Regions from separate parts of the Homo sapiens genome. Here region 2 is linked to region 1. The links are chromatin contacts, found by Hi-C or POLR2A ChIA-PET in ENCODE. All regions are on one chromosome and are shown on one strand. Each heading gives the region's core, a stretch centred on a gene start or an enhancer-like site at or near the end of the contact. The rest is flanking DNA. Distances are from core to core; before and after follow the strand shown. Region 1 holds the start of TMEM135 (transmembrane protein 135). Region 2 has its middle 26 kb from the start of EED.

Evidence for each region. Hi-C counts contacts between places; a loop is a spot of excess contacts on that map. ChIA-PET counts read pairs that join two places held with the same protein, here RNA polymerase II (POLR2A). Pooled maps may share reads with other maps.
Region 2: a loop to region 1 is called in a pooled map, with 2.9 times the contacts of the local background. The contact joins the enhancer-like site here to the promoter of TMEM135 in region 1. A Hi-C loop is called at or near these places in 2 of 50 pooled maps. POLR2A ChIA-PET finds 5 or more read pairs at or near these places in 2 of 52 experiments (BJ and Panc1).

Annotation. Positions count from the first base shown.
Region 1 is chr11:87,035,009-87,042,938 of GRCh38, reverse strand. TMEM135 (transmembrane protein 135) reads right to left here and starts at 5,005. Exons shown (of 15, transcript NM_022918.4): 1 at 4,753-5,005. The coding sequence starts at 4,893. LOC105369422 (a long non-coding RNA gene) reads left to right here and starts at 5,144. Exons shown (of 5, transcript XR_007062827.1): 1 at 5,144-5,315. RefSeq lists a silencer at 4,984-5,373 and an enhancer at 5,030-5,530.
Region 2 is chr11:86,215,208-86,223,137 of GRCh38, reverse strand. No RefSeq gene overlaps it. Among named protein-coding and RNA genes, the nearest start is that of EED, 26 kb to the left of the region's middle. Within about 2 kb of position 4,502, at least 4 of the 41 ENCODE cell types and tissues checked have a DNase peak (open chromatin) inside an H3K27ac peak, as active enhancers do.

The sequences.
Region 1 (7,930 bases), core at 3,756-6,255:
AATGATGAGTGAGAGCTGATATTCTTTACAAATTGTGAAAACACAAAGATTCACTATTATAATAAAAGGAATCATACATCTACATTTTGAAATAGTTTAAACAGTAGAAGATGAATACCGACTAAACAGTTGTAGATACTAAGATTAAAAGAAGCATGAGGGCAAATGTATAGAACAAGAAAGTAAATATGACATGAAGAAATCAGTTTAGTACAACACACATGATAATGTTTCCAATGAAAAGCAGATACATAAGACCCATTTTATAGGCTCCAGAAAACACTCTTGATAAAAATCTTCCTTCATGTTGGGGCTCAGAATACAATACCACAAAATGAAGGCCTCAGAAGCAGCCTTAGAAGCAGAAGTTTTTTTCTGACCTTCTCCTGCTCTCCTGTCTCCTAGTCCCACTCTCCCCTGAGCTAGCCTTAGAAACTAGAATTTTCCCCAAGGCAGGTCATAAAAACCAAAACCTATTTTCCCCAAAGCCAGCCATAAAACTTAAAATATCATACTAACTTTCCCTTTGCCTTTCCATGTAAAAACTGGCCATAAAGAAACTATCTGACCTACCTTGTTTGACTGTAGGTCATAAGCCCCCATTCCAGAGAGGGTCCTGCCCCATACTCAAAAGAAAAGAAGGAATGCTCAGAGAGGCCAAGAAGAATTTAGACAGAGAGGCCAAGAAGAATCTAGACAGACAGACCTTGCTTCCCCAATCAGTCTATTACCATTATTGTCCAATCACATTTCTACATAGCTGTCTATACTTCGTTGAACCTAAGCATAAAAACAGATAATTTCCCCTGTATTTTTGGGTCTTCATTCTGAAGGCTCCCGTGTATACACGTTAAATAAATTGGTACATGCCCTTTCTCCTATTAATCCATCGGCCTCCTGTCAGTGATTTTTGGTGAACCTTCAGAGGGCCAAGGGGAAAGCTCTCCATTGGTCCCTACACCAGCTTGTCTTTAGAACTTCTCCATTTCTAGCAATAATGGCAACTGCAACAATCTGACTTGACAACCTAGAAGTATAAAGAAGTCCTCATACTGCCCCAATATCCTTGGTCTCTAAGTCCTGTTCATTCTGCCACAAAATGCCTCTAGAACTGCCCTTTCATCTTCTCTGGCAGACCTGCCAAATATGTCTTCACTCCCGCACTATTCATATGCTTATTCATTCATACCTTCACTCATTTAGACATATATTAAGCATTTAATGAGGTACTACACTAGTCTAAATACAAACCACTGTTTTAACAGAAGATAGAGACATATATCATAATTAATGCACTATTACCCTATTTAACTCCTCACAACAGACCTTAAAAAATGGGTACAATCATCTTCTGCAAAGCAAGGGGACTAAGGCTCCATGCGATTCGGTAATTTTTCTAAAGATCATATTGATAGTAAATTGCAGGGTGAGATTCCACAGGAGTTCTGACTCTTTCCACTACTTAGTGAAATTGCTGCATCAATTTCTCAAAAATCTTTTCTATCCGGTCTTCCCAGTGCTACCAGATTTAGCATCTGAAAGCATCATTTTGTACTTGTAACCCCTTTGTTCAAAAAGAAACCTCAATAGCATGCACACAGAACAGTGGCTCCTTTAGCCTGTCCTTCAGTCTTTCAGTCAAAAAAAAAAAAAAATGAGAACCGAATCCTGTCTTTTTCCTTACTAGCTCTAAATCTTGTGAATCACTTAATGTCTCTAACCTTCAGGTATCTTACCTATAAAATGGGGATAATAAGCTGGGGTTGTGTAAGGGTTAAAAAAGATAAAATACGTAAAGGACTAAGCACATAATAAATGTAAGTTGTTATCGCTCACAACTCCTGTACGCAAACGTTCTGTTATAGACAATGTATTCATTGCTTCTCTTACAAAACCACTTAGTTTTCTGCCTCAGTTTACATTATCCTCCCTCCTCTCCATTAAGAATAGGTATGCTATAAATGTCTACTGCATGAATAAATGTCTGTATAGCCTTACCCTCAAGGCACAAGTCAAGGGCCACCTACTTCAAGAGGCCTTCCCTACCCACCTTCCATGAACTTCACTCTTAAGTGCCACCGGAGAAGGGAGGAAGAAAAATATGCGTAACTATTCAAAACCTATGATAAACTAGAAAATATGTGATACATCATCAATGCATGATTTCATTTAATTCTCAAAAAGAAAGATAAAGTAACATATACAAAGTCAAATAGCTGGTAAATGATAGAGCTGAGATTCAAATCCTGATACCCTGATCCCTTTTTTTTTTTTTTGTGATGGAGTTTTGCTCTTGTTTCCCAGGCTGGAGTGCAATGGCATGATCTCAGCTCACTACAACCTCCACCTCCCAGGTTCAAGTGATTTTCCTGCCTCAGCCTCCCGAGTAGCTGGGATTACAGGCATGTGCCACCACGCCCAGCTAATTTTATATTTTTCGTAGAGATGGGGTTTCACCATGTTGGTCAAGCTGGCTGGTCTCGAACGCCTGACCTCAGGTGATCCACACACCTCGGCCTCCCAAAGAGCTGGGATTATGGGCGTGAGCCACTGCACCTGGCCTGATCACTTTTTAAAGTCCAATTTCTTTCCACCACACCACCTTGCATCTTAGTACATGGGGGTATACATTTAATCAACTATCCAACACTCACAAAGAGAACAGCTATATGCTCCAAGTAGCCCCACCCATACCTACATGGATAACTGAAACAAAACTGTCATGAAATAATGCTTACCCTTAGTATGCGCAATATGTCCTAACATTTTTTATTTTCTTCCATTTCACTAATATAAAATAAAATGCTATTCAGTTCCCACTAATTTTATTTCACAACTACCGAGGAGTAGCAACCAAAATTTTCAAATACACAGATGTAAGGGTACAAGGCCACATGAGATGGAAAATTTATCCTCAATAAGTACTTAATCTTGTTGGAGATATAGTAGTAAAACACAACTCTTTTCCTGAACACCCCCAACCTACCTTGTTGGAGTAGGAGAACCTATGTTTCTATTGCTACCCTGAATGTCCCTATCATAGACTATAATCCATAAATTGTCTAGGCTATTGATATAACAAGTATCAGGCATTCAACAAATATTTGTTAAGTGAATGAATTAATGAATGAAAAGTGCTATGGATTTTCAGAGGGAGAAGTAGATAGCATAAACTCTCTTTCCACCTATATCATAATCCTCTCACAGCAGGAACAATCTTTTCTATAGTTGTATATCAAGAGCTCAATAATGTTTGTAGATGTTTTATTTTTTACAAATCTGAGCCTTATGCAGTGAGCCGTGATTGCGCCACTGCACTCCAGCCAGAATGGCAATACAACAAGGCCCTGTATCCAAAAATAAAAAGAAAAATTCTGAGACATAGACTGGCCACAGTGAATGTGGAAAAGCAGATAAACATGAATCTTTGCCAAAGAAAATCAAGGAAAAAATTTCCAGCTCCAATAACAATTACTGGCCTCTACTCTAGATCTTTATTATTCAAAGTGCAGCCCCCACCATCAGCATTACCACGAGTTTGTTAGGAAAGCAGAGGTTCAGGCCCCACCAGGACCTAATGAATTAGAACCCCCATTTTAACATAATCCTCAGAGGATTCCTAACATACATGAAAATGTGAGAAGCATCAGTCTATACAATAAAAATGAAATGGGTGCCTGCAACCTCAAACAAAGTCATCACCTTCTCCTGTGTTATCTCTGAAATACATAATCAGACTTTTCAAGAAGTACTACAGATACAGCCATGACACACTTTCAGGAACATTAGGGTATAAATCTAAATTACTTCAATGAGAAATAATAATTGATCATCTGCTGAATATTGAAACTTTTAGAAGACATACAAAAAATATGATCTGTCTTCTTAGGACACAAACTGTAAGGCAAGAAAATGAGACAATGCACTTCAATGGCCAAAGTAATAATAAATCTTTAATATCAAGGATAAGATTATTGAAAAAAAGATTTTGCGGAGAACATTTAAGAGCATCTTTAATAGTCCTCAGTGTTACATATACATACTGCCAAATATTCCCTATTAATTGCCCTGTATGTAAAGTTGTGTAACAGAAGGTCCTAGGTGACACAAAGTCAGATGTCCTAACCAAGTTCACTGACTGAAAGACTGGCATCACCCTTTAAATCACCACACACAATCTCAACCCAGGAGTCTGTTCTGTGAACTTGCAAAAACACTTGCAAAACCCCCAAATCACAATCCTGTCATCTCAAAACTGAGTCAAGATCTGAGGCCACAGGGACTTAGGGCCAAATATGCCTTCTTCATTAAAAAAAAAAAAAAAAAAAAGCAAAATAAAACAGGGGAAACTAGATGAGGAAAGATTGCAGGTCCTTCTCATAGCCTCGCTGACCTACAAATACCTCTCCATCACAAGGCAGGCCAGAGGAAAATAAGGCTGGTCTTTGAATTAACGTTTTTAAGTGTCCTAAACTTAATTCTAAAAGTTGGGAGCCATCCTCTTCCTAGCAACAGGCATTCAGATGACAGCTCAATCTCTAATTCCCCTCCTCCTTCTCCCTTGCAGGAATTGGTATATCCTTCCCTTGCGACCTCCCCCTTCCCCCTACCGACCCCCCAAAACACTCCGACCCCTCCAAAAGAGAGCCCGACACAAGGCAAGTCCCCCAGAGCCCCTCGGGAGCACCAACTGCAGCCCCCGGCCCATCTTCCAGACTAAACTCGCCCTGCGGGACGGGTGACGGGTCTCACCAAGTACAGAGGAGCATAGATCTTCAGGGACTCCTCCAGGGCGCCCCCGGTGATCTGCAGGAAGGAGACCCGGCAGGAAGGGTGCCAAGTGTGGCCGATCTCATAGCAGTTATGAGGGATGGACTTGCTGAGGGCCGCCATGACGAGGAACAGCGCGGAGAAGACAGGAGGGGGAGAGCCTGAGCCCTGCAGGGAGGGGCGCGAGAGCCCAGCCGCCAGCCTCTCGCCCGGCCAGCACTCGGAGGTGCGGAATGGAGGGGAAAGGTCACGAGAGCGGGGTTACTCTGGGCCAAAGTCCTCGGATGTTGAGCGCTCGGCGTATCGCAGCTCAAGGGGGCGGGACGCGCACCGGGGAGGCGGGGAGAGGCGGCGCGTGCGCGCTCCCTCAAGAGGGCATCCGCTGGGGCGCGTTCCCGCGCGGCGGCGCGGCTGGGTGAGCGGAGGCAGAGAGGATCTTCGCACCCAGAGCCGAGGCTGTACGCGAGGGAGCGCAGCTCGGGGACGAGCCGCCTCCCCACCCCCGCGACGCCGTGCCCGGCTCCGGGGCGCAAGCGCTATGGCAGGTGCGCAGTAGGGGGTGGCTTGGGTCAAATTGTACTTCAGCTTCCAACTGCAAGCCAAGTAGAGCGGAGGGTAGTGGAAGAAAGGGATTAAATGTCTTTGTTGGGAGCTGGTGGAGGAAGAGGGTTGCCAGAGGAATGCCTGGGACAAACGTCCTCCCCAGCACCGGGAGCTTGCCTTCCCGAGAGTCCCAGGTAATAAACAGCTAGGGCTGCCTGCTAGTTGCAACTAACTACCCCCAAGTGCTGGGCTTTCCAAGCTCTGTGATACCTGCGAAGGCTTGAAAAGTCTCAGCTATGTTCATACCCCGACCGTGTGTGGGGAAGGGCAATAGGTCATCCTGTCCAAACCTTAGGCCACGGAGCAATCCTGTCTACAGCATCTTTGATAGGTGCTTATCAACCAAACAGCACACACAGTAGAGGCGGCAGTCGTGTGTTAGAACTCAGACCTGGCTAGGGAACTTGGCCAACAATTAGCAAGACAAGGGTCCTGTGTTGCTTGAGTCATATAACCCCTCTGTCAATCTCCTCACATGTAACAAACCTGCCAGTTTCTTTGGATTTCTAAATTCCATAGTCTCTTAAAGCAGAAACGAACTACCTTTAGAAGAATTCCATTCGAATCTTCTAGTCTTCATTCATTCATCTACAAATATTTACTGAGTCATTACTATTTACCAGGCACTGTGCTAAGGAAACAAACAGAAACAAGAGAGACAAGATTTTTATTTTCACGAAGCTAGTATTCTAGAGGGAGAAGACAGAAAATAACAAAGAAAACTGAACAAGATAATATCAGATAGGTGTAGTTGTTTGAAGAAAATAAAAGAGAAATACTCAGATGAAAAGTCCAAAACAACAATGGCAAAAAGATAAAAGTATCTTTCTCTCAGGTAAAGGTAGGCAGTCCTAGAATAAAATGGTGGCTCCATAACGATTAGGGATCCCAGCCTCTTTGTGACAGTTTGCTATGCCATCTGCTACCTGTGATTTCCACCCTAACTTAGAAAATAACATGACATCAACATGCTAGCCAGGAAGACCAGCAAAAGGGGAAGAGAGGCCGGGCGCGGTGGCTCACACCTGTAATCCTAGTACTTTGAGAGGCTGAGGCGGGTGGATCACTTGAGGTCAGGAGTTTGAGACCAGCCTGGCCAACATGGTGAAACCCTGTCTCTACTAAAAATACAAAAATTTGCCAGAAATGGTGACACGCTCCTGTAATCGTAGCTACTCAGGGACTGAGGCAGGAGAATCGCTTGAACTCAGGAGGCAGAGGTTGCAGTGGGCCAAGATCACACCACTGTTGCCTTGGCAACAGAGAGAGACTCTATCTCAAAAAAAAAAAAAAAAAAAAAACGGGGGGGCGGGGGCGGGGAGAAAAGGGCATACTTCCTGTTTTTAAAAAAACTTCCCAGAAGATCCATACAAACTACTACAACTTACGTTCCTTGGACAAAGCTTAATCACATGGCCACACTTCATTGCAAGAGAGGATGGTGAATACAATCTTTTTTAATTAATGGGACAAATGCCCAGCTAACATTTGAGGTTTTATTACTGAGCAAAATGGAAAAAACAGATATTAGAGGCAACTAGCAGTGTCTGCCATAGTTCTATGTCTCTGGCTACCCAAATATCCGGGCACACCATTCTTTCTACAGATAGACATACCTTCCCTTTTCCAAGGGAGACAACCTAAAATTCCATGCAGTTGCTGAATCCTAGCCAAAGTCCAGAATATTCCTCAGGACCAGATGCAGATCTCATGATAAAGTTATCATCCGCCTCAACACATCCAATATACAATGGTAGAATAGGAACAAGATAATCACAATTTTTTTCAAATCTCCAATTCAGAAACTAAGAAGATCAAAAACACAGCATAAACTTATCCAAAAAATTACAGAAATAGCAGTGCAGGCTTATTTTTTTTCAATAATCCATTCCTGAATATCTGTGATCCTTTCACAAGAAAATGCTGAATAGGAACTTAGTTTTAAATGGGAAAAAATAAAATGCATTACATATCAACCAAAAAATTCTTAACAAGTATTTAAAACATAGTATCAAATATTAACAAAAAATGATCATGTTAAGATGTACAATACTATACAAATAACATCTTATTCACCAAACAATTAATACGAGCTGGGCACGGTGGCTGATACCTATAATCCCAACACTTTGGGAGGCTGAGCTTGGTGGATCACCTGAGGTCATAAGTTCAAGACCAGCCTGGCCTATGGTGAAACTCCATCTCTACTAAAAATACAAAAAGTAGCCAGACATGGTGGTGGACACCTGTAATCCCAGCTACTCAGGAGGCTGAGGCAGGAGAATCACTTGAACCTGGGAGGCGGAGGTTGCAGTGAGCCGAGATGGTGCCACTACACTCCAGCCTGGGCAACAGAACAAGACTCCGTCTCAAAAAAAAAAAAATTTTTAATATGATTGTTAACTCTCAGTTGCTTCTGAATGTAATAGCACAATATAGTTTTCATGCCTGATAATAAACAATATGTTTACTATGTGGCCCAGCAATTACACATTAATAAATAAGGAAATTTTAAAATTACAATTAAAACCAGGTGGTTTCTTTTAGTTAACTGTTT
Region 2 (7,930 bases), core at 3,253-5,752, 820 kb after region 1:
GAGTTTTATGAAAGCAGGTTACATGTTGAATTCACTTCATGTCCTATACACCTCGTATAGGTCTCCTATATGTCTAGAGTCAGGTATATAGGAGGCATTCAACACATATTTGTTGAGGGAATTAATGACTGAATGTCTCAATCTATAGATTGTATGTGATTTGCTTTCTATTACTCTGTCAGTATCAGTTTTGAGTTGAGTTGCAGTATATAGGTTGATAAGGTCTAACTTATTCCTTTAAATTGTCAACTTATTTATAGTTTGTACCAGAAAGTATGTTTTACTATGTTAAGTGTTGGAGAATAGGAAAAGCAAAGGAAGTTGAGGTCTAAACTTGTAAGTCTTGTGAATGGGCCATGGTTGTTAAAAGTCATCTATCTCTGCCTCCTTAGAAAAGCTATCAGGAACACAGCATCAGAATTTTTATTTAGCTACATATTCTCATGGGTGTCTGTACATCTAATTATCAAATAAATGACTCAGAATAAGATGGTGTTGGGGCTAGATGGAGTGGGAAGGAGAGGGTTGTAATTACTGAGTGAAGGCATGCTGATGTCATTAATATGTCTATTCAAGAAGTTAGTATTAATAAATTACAATGAAATGCAAGTGCAACCTAATGATTTGTCATTACCTTGAAACCTTGGTTAACAACATTGTTGGCATCATGATTACAGCCTACTTATTAACTGTATATACCCTTAAATGTACACTTTTAAATTTATTGCCACCCTGTGGTACCGTAGGAATATATTTGGTTATTGTCCCTGTTCCTGGCACAGAGCTCCTAAAACCCTTGGAATTTCCTGGGTAATAAGGATGATGCGAGGATCTTTTGTTCTAATGAAGCAGCTCTTGGCCCCTAGACAGCTGCTTCAGAATGGGGGCTGATTGCCAGAATATCTAAGCCTTGGTTAGAAGCTTGGAATTTTAGCCCTAACCCTCAGCCTCCAAGGAGGAGAGAGGGGTTGGAGATGAAATTTGTTTACCATTTCCCAATGATTTAATCAACCATGCCTATGTAATGAAACCTTCACAAAAACCCCCTAAACAATGGGGTTTAGGGAGCTTCCAGGATGGTGAACACCCAACGTACTGGGAGGGTGGTGCACCCCAGCTCCACGGGGACAGATGCTCCTGCACATTCCCTTCTGAATCTCACCTTATATACTTCTCCATCTGGCTGTTCATTTGTATCCTTTATAATAAACCAGTAAACATAAGCAAAGTGCCTTTTTAAGTTGTGTGAGCTTTCTAGCAAATTGTCAAACATGAGGAGGGGGTCAAAGGAACCCTGATTTACAGCTGGTTAGTCAGAAGTACTGGTGGCCCAAAACTTGCAAACAGCATTTGAAGTGGGGGCAGTCTTGTAGGACTGAACCCTTTGAATTATGGGATCTGATGCTAACTCCAGGTAGATAATGTCAGAAATTAATTGAATTGTTGGACAGTCAATTGATGTCAGAGAGCTGAAGAAGTGATGTTGGAAAAGATACCATATGTTTGTTGTCAGGAGGGAAAAAGCTTTCATGCCGTTTCACAAAATTCTCAAACCTGTCGGATTCTGTCGTTGATGATTAGCAATACTGATAAGTTACTTTAAGCAGTTCCTTCAAATCCATGTTTCAATTTGGTTTACCCTACTGCCTTTTATGCAAAAATATTAATTTGCTCTGCTAATATTGAAATCGTACTATGTACCAGGTTTTATCCTAGAGAATAATGGTGAGCAAAACCAGATATAAGTCTCTATTTTCATGAGTCTGCTAGTGGAAACAGATGCCCATCAAAAAATCACATATACAGATACATTTACAACTATGTTAAATACTATGGATGAGAGGTTTATGATGTTGTGATTGTTCTCAAAAGAAAGATCATGAAACACTTTCCTGAGGAAGCTGAAATCTGAAGAACCATAAAAGGTCAACTAAGTGAGAATATGGGAATGGGTAAACTTAGATCTTGCATCTTGCAAAGACTTCTGGGACTGGAGTTTCTTATCTTTACCCTCCTATCTCAGCACCCTCCTCTTGTAGATCCCCCCCCCACTCCCCCACACAATTTCACTTCTATTAAGAGCCTCTCAGAATATACTCAGAACAGCATCAGAGGAAAACATTAAATAAAGTTTTTTAACAGATAATAGTATTAGATGTTCAATAAAGAAAGGCTCCTAGCTTCTTATAATTGAGTGCTGGTGTCCTAATCAGCTTCCTCCTCAAATCCTACACTGATGCCCAACTGGGTGTAACTGGTGTTCACCCAGTGAGGGCCTCAGTGATTATGAAAATAAGAGAGCTATGAGCCAAGACTGGTGGACCACAGTGGAGCAACTTACTTTGCTGACTGGAGTACAGCATGTCTTCACAGAGATTTAAAATAGGTTTTGGAGGGTAGAATAGGAGGGAGGACTTCCAGGAGAAGGAAACAGCACCCACAAAAACACAGACGAGTGAAAGAACACCATGTTTTTGCAGGAATGGCAGGTAGTTTAGACTTCTTTTAAGTAAGTCAGGAAAACATCCTGATAAAATAGTGAAATTAAATCAGTTTTTAGAAAAATAAAGAACTAAAGTTTAGTAAATGTGAAAAGTCCCACAAATAGAACTCCTTATTCCTTTAAAATCACGGATACAAAAGTTGTTCCTACACATATTAATCTGAACATCTGCAATTGTCATAGGTTCCAAAAACTTTAGTTTAATTCTCCAGAATCTCCTAATATCTTATTTAAAGTCATTCTCCTTTTTTTTTTTTTTTTTTTTGAGACGGAGTCCAGCTCTGTCGCCCAGGCTGGAGTTCAGTGGCGCCATCTCAGCTCACTGCAACCTCTGCCTCCCGGGTTCACACCATTCTCCTGCCTCAGCCTCCGGAGTAGCTGGGACTACAGGCGCCCGCCATTACGCCTGGCTAATTTTTTGTATTTTTAGTAGAGAGAGGGTTTCACTGTGTTAGCCAGGATGGTCTCGATCTCCTGACCTTGTGATCCACCCGCCTCAGCCTCCCAAAGTGCATTCTCCTTTTTGATTGGCATCACCTGCTGCCTTTCTCCTTTCTCACTGTATTTAGAGCAATCTTTGCCAAATGATTTTTGTGTCTTTCCAGACCATGATGTGGTTGACTAAGAATTTGTTTAAGCCTAACTATTTTTCAGTTCTTCATTTGACTCAAAAAGTAGTTTGTTGTAGAATAGAAGCTTCCCCTTGAAACAGCATATGGCAAGACCTGGAATTAAAAATAGACTTAACCACTGAAAAATTCTTCCATAAAATTAAATTAAATACGTAGTACAATTCTCTTTTACCATGTTATCCTCAATGGATAAAGATGAACTTTTCTCCTTATTAAAATTGAGAATGTTGCAGAATATTTCCATTATGTGCGAAGAAAAGAGGAACTGGCACTTATTAGCACACATAGTATGCCAGTCTCTGTGACAGGTGCAATCTGAGCGCCATCCTACCACTATGCTTGAATAGAGAGATGGTCATACAATGTCAACATGGTAATAAACTTCAGAGGTCATATAACCCACTGCTTTGGTTCTTTAGAGAAAACGCTGAGGCCCAGAGAGTAGGTTAGTGATCATTCAGTTCATTAAAAACCAAATGGGACTTGAGCTGAGTTTTCTGACACTTAGTCAGTGTTCTTTCTATAACATACTGGTATTCTCAGGAGAGAATTCGTCATGACTTATAGTTACATAGTCACCATTCTTTCCTGTATCTCTGTCTGCCCCATCTCTTTCTTCTATTTCTTCCTTTCTTTGTATTTTTTCATCTTTAACAGTAATGTTTTCTCTATTCTTAGAAAATTGGGTGTTTGAAAACAGCCCTCAACAACTTAATTCAACTTTTATCTAATGATTATTAACTGAATACTGCATCTTAGACACCGTGCTGGGTAATTGGTTGGATACAGTAAGATAATATATACAGATATAACTAAAATACAAGGCAGTGTATGATAAGAACTTTGTAAATAAGTTTTACAGGATTTCAGAGGTAGGTGTGGGGAAAGTGGCCAGTGAACTGGGCTTTTAAAGAATGGAAAAGGTTTTCATAAGGATAAGGGCTGAAGGTAGGACAATAATTTTACACAAATTGAAGAGCAGTAATAAGGATACAGAAGAAGGGAGCAACGCAAGTTGGAGAGATGTCAAGTAGAATTGTATGAGTAACAAACTGTCTTACAGGAGAAAATGGAGGACAAGGCTGAGAAACAGGCTGTTTTATTTCTGCAGCAGGGCAAGGGATCCTTCCCCTTATCAAGGCTAGAATACAAAGAAGGTGGAAGCCCCTATGACAGTCAGCTGTCATAGAAGTTGTAGATAGGTCACCTAGAGGCAGCACTGGAAACCAGCGAAAGTCAGCAATCCAGGTGACAAAAGTATCAACGAACTGGTACGAAAGCTACTACCAACTGGTACAAAAAGAACCACAGTCCAAGGAGACGCTTACTAGCACACGCCTACCTCCAGGGGGTGCTCAAGGCTTCCGTCCTTCCTTCCAAAGAAAAAAGATCTCTGAAGAGACTCCAGGACAAAATGGGGATTTCAGATATAGATGGAGGTTTTAGAGAAATGATTCTGCAGGGGATTCTGTTGAAGGAATAAAGTGGTTATAAACAGAAGTGGGCTGAGAGACTTTCCCCGTCAGTGACCTCTGGCGACTCGGCTTTTGTTAACTCTTGTAATGCTTTCATCTTTTCATCTCTTCACTGCCTTGGGATTGGTGTCTGGGACGTTCTCAAGTCAGGAGGGCAAAAGTAACCTCAGGGAGTCCACTTTGTTCAGTCCAGCTGCTGAGGCAAGAGATCTGATAGGGTTTGGAGCCCAGCATGAACTGGCAGCAAAGCATAGGCGTTTGTCCAGCGTCCTCTGTGTATGTGTTGGATGAGAAGCTTGTGCAGTCACATGCAGGATTCAGAATCCTGGCAGATTCTGAATCCACCTCCTAATTGTACAAGATTGGCATCTGGTGTGGTCTCGCAAGGGACTAAGATTTAGGAGGAAGGAAATTCATAGCAGGATTCTTGCTGCGAGGAAATCTTACCCAAACCTTTAATTAGTGATTACCAACAGGCAGAGATGGATAACTATTTCTAAAGAAAATGTACTCTTGAGAGGCTGAGACTACAAAGGCACATAGCTGCATATTTGTGAGGCTCCATCCCTTATGGTGGGAACAGAATCTGGCCTCGCCAGGAGTCACTTTTGGGACTAGAACATCCTGCCAGCAGAAGTCTGGAATTTGGAGAAATGCAAAGCCAATTGTGAGGTAGATACCTTCTCTACAAAGTAAAGATTGTGTTCTTGGACAGAGCCAGCCCTCATTTAATTTAGGAGTGAGAAGGTGGAAATGCGAGAAGCAATGGCTTGAATCTAGGATCCTGGAGAGGTGTTTAATCCGTAGGAATGAAGCAGACCTGTGAATGACATAGGGAAGAAGGGTGCCAATATCATAAATTGTTAGTTTTGTTAGTTTTAGTCCACGGTGGTGTTCAGACACAACTGTCTGGGAGGGAAGGCAGCCTGCACAGGTGTTGAACTTACCCTAGCATGTGGGTGTCAGAATGTCACAATTAAATCTTATTTTTTCTTTATACATTCAGAGAGCATTTAAAAAATTCTATTCTATGGTTCCAGTTATAGGAGTCACATTATTATTCTAGCATGCCATCTGATATTAAAATAATTTAATATGAAGGCCTATGGGTTCTAACACAATAACTTCTTATCCTATCATTTACATACTTCTAATTTCTAATATCTCCTATTTTATTCTATTTATTTATTATTTAAAGGCAGGGTCTTGCTCTGTCACACAGGCTGGAGTACAGTAGCTACGATCATGGCTCACTGCAGCCTCGACCTCCCAGGCTCAAGTGATCCTTCCACTTCAGTCTCCCAAGTAGCTGGCACTGTGGTTGCATGCCACAAGTCCAGCTAATTTTTTTAAAATAATTTTTTTGTAGAGATGGAGTCTCACTATGTTGTCTGGGCTGGTCTCAGACTTCTGAGATCAAGTGATCCTCCTGCCTCAGCCTCCCAAAGTGCTAGGAGTACAGGCATAAGCCACTATGCCTGGCCTCTCTTATTTTTAAAAATAATACTTATCTTTTTATCTCATTATAAAATTTATGAGTAATTGATGCAGAAAATTTGAAAACACCAGAAATACAATGTAAAACAAAAATTAGTCATAATTCTACAACTCAAAGGTAAGCACTATTAACTTTTTTTAAAATTTTTCTTTGAGATAAGGTCTGGCTCTGTTGCCCAGGCTGCAGTACCATGGCATAATCGTGGCTTGCTGCAGCCTCAACCTCCCAGGATCAAACGATCCTCCCACCTCAGCCTCCTGAGTAACTGAAACTACAGGCACACACCACCATGCCTGGCTAAATTTTTAAATTTTTTGTAGAGACAAGGTATCCCTGTGTTGCCCTAGCTGGTCTTGAACTCCTGGGCTCAAGCAATCCTCCTGCCTCAGCCTCCCAAGGTGTTAGGATTACAGGCGTGAGCCACCAGGCCCGGCTACTATTAACATTTTGATGCATGCACTTTCACTATTTTTTACTTTATGTGTGTGTATATTTTAAAACAAAAATCATCAAAATTTACATTGTTTTGTAGCTTTTTTTTTCATTTAGTGATTACGGAACTATTTCAATGTCAATAAATGATCTACATTACAATTTTTTCCCCTATAATACTTCTTATTATACAAGTATTAACTGTGCATTGCTTTGAGCTTAGAAAATGGAGAAAAATTGTACAGAAAGAAATAACTCATCCAGAGATTAATTGCTTTCAATATAGTCGTCTATTTCTTGGAAGATTTTCCCCCATCCCTTCTTACTATTAGTCCACAGATCCTCCAGCTCAGCCAATGATAGCAGCTGTAGTCAGCTGGGTAATGGCCATTCAAAGATATCCTTGGAACTTGCAAATGTTGCCTTATTTGGGAAAAAGGTCTTCGCACATGTGATTATGTTTAAGGATCTTTCAAAGGCACCAACCCAGAAGTTGGTTTCATTTCCTGGAAAAAAACTTGATAGCTAGGGTTAATATATTGGATCCGGAGATGAAAAGGGCATCTATACCAAGGGAACTGACGTGCAGATTTTGGACTTCCTGTAGGTTAAGAGTTTGAATGTTCTGCATGTAGGCTGTGAGTTTCAAACTTTTTAAGTAGCTGAAAACTCAATTGAGGATGCGTCTGAGGTGGCACAAGTAGAAGCAGAATCCACAGCTGAGGTCCAAGTCAAGCGCTAGAGGCAAAAATGGATCAGAGGCACCTGGTGGAGGCTGTAGACAGAAGCCCCAGTAGAAAGACTTCTGACCTCATCATCAGCCATAAGCAAGGTGAAGGGCATTCAAAAGAAAGGGACTTTGGTGGCACAGGGAATTTTCAGTTTCCATGGTTCATCTACTGATTTAATGCATTATTGATTATATGCTACTAATTAACCTCTTTTTTTTCTTTTTGCCCACTCCAGAGTGCTAAGGAGGTCCGATTAACCTCTTTAATAACCTTGGTTTTTTGGTTTTTTTGGTTTTGAGATGGAGTCTCGCTCTGTCACCCAGGCTAGAGTACAGTGGTGCAATCTCAGCTCATTGCAACCTCCACCTTCCAGGTTCAAACGATTCTCCTGCCTCTGCCTCCCAAGTAGCTGGGATTACAGGCACCTGCCACCATGCCCGGCTAATTTTTGTATTTTTTAGTAGAGATGGGGTTTCACCATGTTGGCCAGGCTGGTCTCGAACTCCTGACCTCAGGTGATCTGCCCACCTCAGCCTCCCAAATTGCTGGGATTATAGGCATGAGCCACTGCACCTGGCCAAATAACCTTGTTTTAAATGGCCTAGTATGGGGTTGAGCCACAACCACCTCTCTCAGTGATTCTCAGGAGTCTGGAGGGG